Regions from separate parts of the Homo sapiens genome. Here region 1 is linked to region 2. A link is a contact called in ENCODE Hi-C or POLR2A ChIA-PET data. All regions are on one chromosome and are shown on one strand. The core of a region is the stretch at or near the end of the contact, and the rest is flanking DNA. Distances in the headings are between cores, read along the strand shown. Region 1 overlaps SEMA5B (semaphorin 5B). Region 2 holds the start of PARP9 (poly(ADP-ribose) polymerase family member 9).

Evidence for each region. A loop is a pair of places that touch in the nucleus more often than their neighbours do. ChIA-PET counts read pairs that join two places held with the same protein, here RNA polymerase II (POLR2A). Pooled maps may share reads with other maps.
Region 1: a map of K562 shows a loop between it and region 2 (4-fold over the local background). The contact joins the enhancer-like site here to the promoter of PARP9 in region 2. A Hi-C loop is called at or near these places in 2 of 168 maps with a recorded cell type or tissue (IMR-90 and K562), 2 of 37 single-sample maps with no recorded cell type and 10 of 50 pooled maps. POLR2A ChIA-PET finds 5 or more read pairs at or near these places in 1 of 52 experiments (activated T-cell).

Annotation. Positions count from the first base shown.
Region 1 is chr3:122,939,369-122,942,068 of GRCh38, reverse strand. It overlaps SEMA5B (semaphorin 5B), which reads left to right. Exons shown (of 23, transcript NM_001031702.4): 5 at 2,599-2,644. Among named protein-coding and RNA genes, the nearest start is that of LINC02035, 54 kb to the right of the region's middle. Within about 2 kb of position 1,373, at least 4 of the 41 ENCODE cell types and tissues checked have a DNase peak (open chromatin) inside an H3K27ac peak, as active enhancers do.
Region 2 is chr3:122,562,658-122,565,553 of GRCh38, reverse strand. It overlaps PARP9 (poly(ADP-ribose) polymerase family member 9), which reads left to right and starts at 1,254. Exons shown (of 11, transcript NM_001146105.2): 1 at 1,254-1,309. It overlaps DTX3L (deltex E3 ubiquitin ligase 3L), which reads right to left and starts at 1,216. Exons shown (of 5, transcript NM_138287.3): 1 at 941-1,216. The coding sequence starts at 1,127. RefSeq lists an enhancer at 1,209-1,328 and a silencer at 1,369-1,468.

The DNA of each region.
Region 1 (2,700 bases), core at 124-2,623, 380 kb before region 2:
CAGGGCCACCCCCTCAAACAAGCAGGACCCCTGACTGAAGGTTCACCTAGTGGTGAGGTTCCTGACTGTGCCCCCAGAGGGAGTCTGTCCATATGCAACTATACAGGAGGATGGACTTTATTTTCCCAGCAAAGAGAGTAATTGTTTTACTCTCTATTTTGAGATGACTGTCGATTTACACACAGTTGTAAGAAATAATAGAGATCCCATATACCCTTCACCCAGTTTCCCCCAAGGCTAACATCTTGCATAACTGTAGGACAACATTAAAATCAGGAAACTGGCCTTGATGTGATCCTTCAACCTAATTCTGATTTCACTAGTTTTACATGTGTACTTCAACAAACCCAAATGGTAGCATCCGAAGACTCTACTCTGAACCTTGTGAAAGCATTTCAAAAGCTGCCATTTATTCCGCACCGGCCATGTGCCAGGCACTATTTTATATGTCATATATGTAGTAAGTCAGTTACTGCATGTAGTAAAGGTAGTAAATCACACATGTATTTAATCTAATACATGTAGTAAATCATGCCTGCAGTAAATCATTGAATCTTCACAAGTGGGTGAACCCAGGAAGTGGGTTCTATGTACCCCCATTTTATGGACCAGGAAACTGAAGCTCAGAGAGGTTATGTTACCCTGTGACTGTGGTCACACTGTTCTTCCTCATCCGCTCTGCGGCTTCCCCAGAAGGTGGTTATGTTTTCTGTCTGGAGGCTTCCCACACAAAGATGGAGGGACACTTTTTCCTGCATCCTTGAGCCTGGCTATGCCCTCAGATGGACAGGGAAACTCAATTCTAGACCTGGTCCCTTAGGCTTCTTAGAGCCAATGTAGTGGGTCTTTGGCCACTTTCTTTTCCTGTCTCCAGCTCATTTTCCTTCCTCCTTTTCTTCTGCCTGACATTGTCTTCCCTTCTTCTTGACCCCTGGATCTCTGGAATTCAGGCTAGGGAAATTTTTTATTCATTTATAACCCTCCCTTGTTCCGAAAGGGATTTAGGGTGGGTCAGGCTACAGAGATTTCTCTCTGTTCTCATATTCCAGCTCCCAGGAGAGTTGACTGCGATGTTGTGATGAATGATTTTTGATGGGATAAAAATGAATAAAGTGATGCAATGTTTCCCCTAATTTGTTAAAGCTGTGAGCAGATGCCTGTGTTACCTAAGCAGGCAGCTGGGGCACAGCCATAAGCTGGAGCTTATCTGTTCCCAGGCCAGGAGGGTGGGATAGGGAGAGCTCTGCTAAGGACTTGGGGAGGGGGTTGGAGAAGGACAGCAGAGGCCTGGAGCCAAGGTCACCTGGGAGGCCCGCCCAGCCCCAGGACAGCAAAGAAGATGAGTGGGGCCTGGGCCTGGAGCCAGAGCTGGGAAGAGAAGCCTCCTGGCCTGCGGCATCTCCTTCCGGCTCTGGATTCCTTCAGCAGGGGCCCTCTTTCTCTTCCGGTCCCACTCCACAGCCTTTCCCCTCATTTCCCTCCTCAGCTGAGGTAGGCCAGAACTTTCTAAAATCTTTGTTCCTAAAAAGTTTAGGAACCAAAATAGGAATAGCCCAAAGAAGACAGAAGAACCAAAGAAAGAAAATTGGTGGGGGAAATCAAGACTTTGCATCTGTTCAGCATGAACAGAGCCTTTAAATGTGCATCACACCATTCCTCTGTCTCCACAGTCCTGTGAAATAAGAAAGATAGCCATTCACTTCCCCATTGTACAGATGCAGGCACTGAGACTCTCAGAAGGTGGCAGGTGGCTGAGCTGGAATTCTCCCTGTCTGTGCATGGTGGCCTTCTGACTCCAGCATCCATGCAAACAAATTTCAGCAGCAGCTGACACTTATGATACTCAATAAGTGTCTGATATCATTATTACTACTAGTAGTATCCTCTTTGTTACTGAAGGTGAAAACTGTTTGAGGTTGATAAGTCTGGAAGCCCTGTGCAGGCTGGACTGTGGGGAGAGGGATGGTGAGGTGGTGGATGGGGTCGTTTGGGTTAGAGGAGAGAGGGTGGTCCAGAAAGGTGGCCACAGAAAGGTCAGACCTGGAGTCACTGACTGCTGGAGAGACTGCAGGAGATGAACAAACAAATCGGACTCAGGACCCCGGGATGTGGAGCCAGGAGAGATGGCTGGCCTGTGTGAGAAGGGGTGAGTCAGGGTGGAGGGCCAGAGTAGGAGGAAGCTGGCTGTCTGCATCTCTGTAAGAGTGCTGTGAGGCTTTACATTTAACAGCCTCCATGGTTGGAAAAGGTGGGGTCAAGGGGTTCCTCCCAGGGCTAGCTGAGTTGGCTGGGAGCAGAGACAGCATGGAACTTGGAGGAAAGTCTGGGTTTCAATCCTAACTCCTTCACTTACTATCTTGGTGACTTGGGCCATTTACCCACCTTGCTTCTTCATCTGTAACTTGGAGCTTCCTGGATTTCCTCCCAGGGTTGTGTGAAGATTAAGTGAGCAAATGGAGGTAAAGCTCTCCTTAGGGGTTGACCCTAGGCAATCAGCACCCAGTCCTGGCGTCCCAGGAGGCCCAAGCCAGGAGGCTGCTCCCTGGGTCCTGCCTGCAGAACCAGCGTCACTTAGGATGTCTGTTTCCATTTTCACAGGAACTACCTCTTCAGACTCAGCCTTGCCAATGTCTCTCTTCTTCAGGTACGATTGCTTTCTTCCCTTCCCTTCCTATAATTTCCCCTATTCCAGAGCCCAAG
Region 2 (2,896 bases), core at 5-2,504:
CCCTCCCTTCCTTCCTTCTTTTTTTTTTTTTTTTTTTTTTTAGACGGAGTCTCACTCTGTCACCCAGGCTGGAGTGCAATGGTAGGACCTCGTCTCACTGCAACCTCTCTGCCTCCCGAGTTCCAGCGATTCTCCTGCCTCAGCCTCCAGAGTAGCTTGGATTACAGGTGCGCACCACCATGCCCGGGTAATTTTTGTATTATTAGTAGAGACGGAATTTCCCCATGTTGGCCAGGCTGGTCTCGAACTCCTGGCCTCAGGTGATCCACCAACCTCGGCCTCCAAAGTGCTAGGATTACAGGCGTGAGCCACCGCACCCGGCCCAGTCTCCCATTTCAATACTCATTATACAGGTAAGTGACAACAGCAGGAATCAAAAGTGCAGACTCCGAATTTTGTAAATATACATGTGTTTGCTGGCATTCATAAAAAAAGGCAGGAAGGAAATACACCAAATGGTCACATTGTTTATCTTCAGGTTGTTTTCTTTTTTACTCTTTTATTTCTATAGTGAGCATATATCACTTTTGTAATCCTCAAAAACACAAAATGGAACATCCTTTTGTTCATGGATGGAACAATGGAACCATTATTTAAAACATAAAAGTGGAATCCCTGAATGACAAGGACAGCAGCTGGCAGGCATCTGGGGGAAGGAAGATGACAGCTGAGAAATTAAGTTAGAATGAGGATATGGAAAGCATCCACACTAAGGCGCCGTCAGCCAGACCCGCACCAGGCACATGTGAGGCCCCATCCTCCACCGAGTGTTCACTGTCTCAGTGAGTCTCTTGGCAGTAGGGCCCCGTCCCTGTCCGCCACCGCACAGTGACATACTTTCTCCCGCCCTCTCCCCTAGGTCAGCTGGAACTGGGTCCGCCTGGAAACCCGGGGGCCGGGCCCCCAGAGGGCTTTCGCAGCCTGGCCGCCCGAAGCTCACCTGCCCTTTCACTGAACTCCACCCGGAAGGTGCCCGGGGCTTCGTGTTCCTGGGTGCTGACCGTGCACTCCCCGCCGCCCGAGGACTTAGAGCTCTGGAAGTAGCTCTCCAGCTTCCTTCGTACTCGGGGGCCGGACTTGTACACCCGCACGAGGAGCGGGGACGGCGGGCGCAGGTGGGAGGCCATGGCTCTGCGCGTCGGGAGGGCGCGGGGGCTCCGGGAGGCAGCTGGGCGGTAAAGGCGCGGCCCGCCCTGCGGACTGGGCGCAAAGTTTCAGTTTCGCTTCCCTGGAGGTCCCTCCCTGTTCCCGGCAGAGCCGCTTCCCCCTCCTCCCTGTGCTGTCTGCACCGAGGAGAGCGGCCTGCCGGGTGAGTAGGTCCGGTGCCTCTGGGCCCTCGGGGTCCCCTCTCCTGCAGGCTCGAGGTGGGCGGGGAGAAGGGGGACGGGCGCGGACCCGGGTCCCAGGGCCAGGCCTCCCTTGTGAGTAGACTATGCAAAGAAAGTAAGTTTCTCCTGTGTTTCTTATTCTTTGTAACTCTTACTGCTGTTACCACTATTATTTGATCCTAAAAAGTAATTCACATTCTGAATCCATGTTAAACTTACCCATTTTTGAAAATTTGAATGTGTTCATCTGGTAATTGTGACCTGTTACCCCTTCCCTCCCTCCAACTCTACCCTTTAGACGGGCTTCTGCGGGCTTTTCTCCTCCATTGCTTGATTTAACCAACAGCACTGAATTGTTTCTTGCTGCCCAAAGAGCAGAGCAAGGCCCTGATGTCAAGGGCTGGTGAGGGGAGGCGGACCTGTGAACCAAGGAGCAAAACTTCTCCAAGGCCTCCAAGGGGAAGTTTCAAGCAGAATCTTAATAAATTGAGTGTGGCGGCGAGATGGGGAGGACAGGATTGGGGGGAAAAGCACCTGAGGCTTAGGGACCACTGTGGTCTGAAGCACAGAGTGGGCCTGGGGCCTGGGAGGAGAGGAGATGGGTGAGGGGATGAAGGAGGGAGAGCCTACCTAGATGGGCACTGTCCAGCAGAAATACAATGGGAGCCAGTAGGTTCATTCTAAAATTTTTGCAGCCATATTTTTTAAAGGATAAAGAAACAGATGAAATTAATTTTAATGATTTTTAGGAAATTTTTAAAGGATAAAGAAACAGATGAAATTAACTGTAATGATGTTATTTAGCTTGACATATCCAAAACTTAATCATTTCAGCATGTAATGAGATTTTTACATTCTTTTTATCATACCACGTCTTTGCAACCCAGTGTTTTTCTTATACTTACATCACATCTCGATTCAGACTGGCCACATGTAGCCTCAGTAGCTATGTGAGGCTGATAGTCCACCCTGGACAGGACATATTTAGATGGTGAAAAGCCTTGAAGAGCAGTGAAGATGACCTGAAGGGCTTTAAGCAGGGAAAGCAAGAAAATGACTTGCCAGATTTGCATTTTAGAAATATGGTGCTGACAACCGTGTGGAGGACACATTTACAAGCAGGGATGAGTGGCGGCAGAGAGGCCTGAGATAAGGTTTTTGCACATGGCTGGTAAGACTGGAAATGGGCCCGTCTTTACTGTGAACAATTTGGCAATACTGTCAGAATTACAACTGCATATACTTTTTGGTTCTGGAGTTCCATTTCTAGGAATTTGTCCCATTGATATATTAGCCCCTGTGTGAAGTGACCTGTGTACAAAGATGTTCTTTACAGCCTTGTTTACAATAGCAAAAGATAGGGAACTCTTTAATGCCCATAAATAGGGGGACTAGCAGTTTAATAATAATAGTATATCTATACAATGGAATACAATGGGCAGTAGGAAAAATGAAAAAGCTCTCTATGTGCTAACATGAAAAGATCTCTAGGATACATTATGTGGGAAAAATAAGATGCAGAAGTGTGTGTATAAGCTACTACCTTTCGTGTAAAAAATGCCACTGGA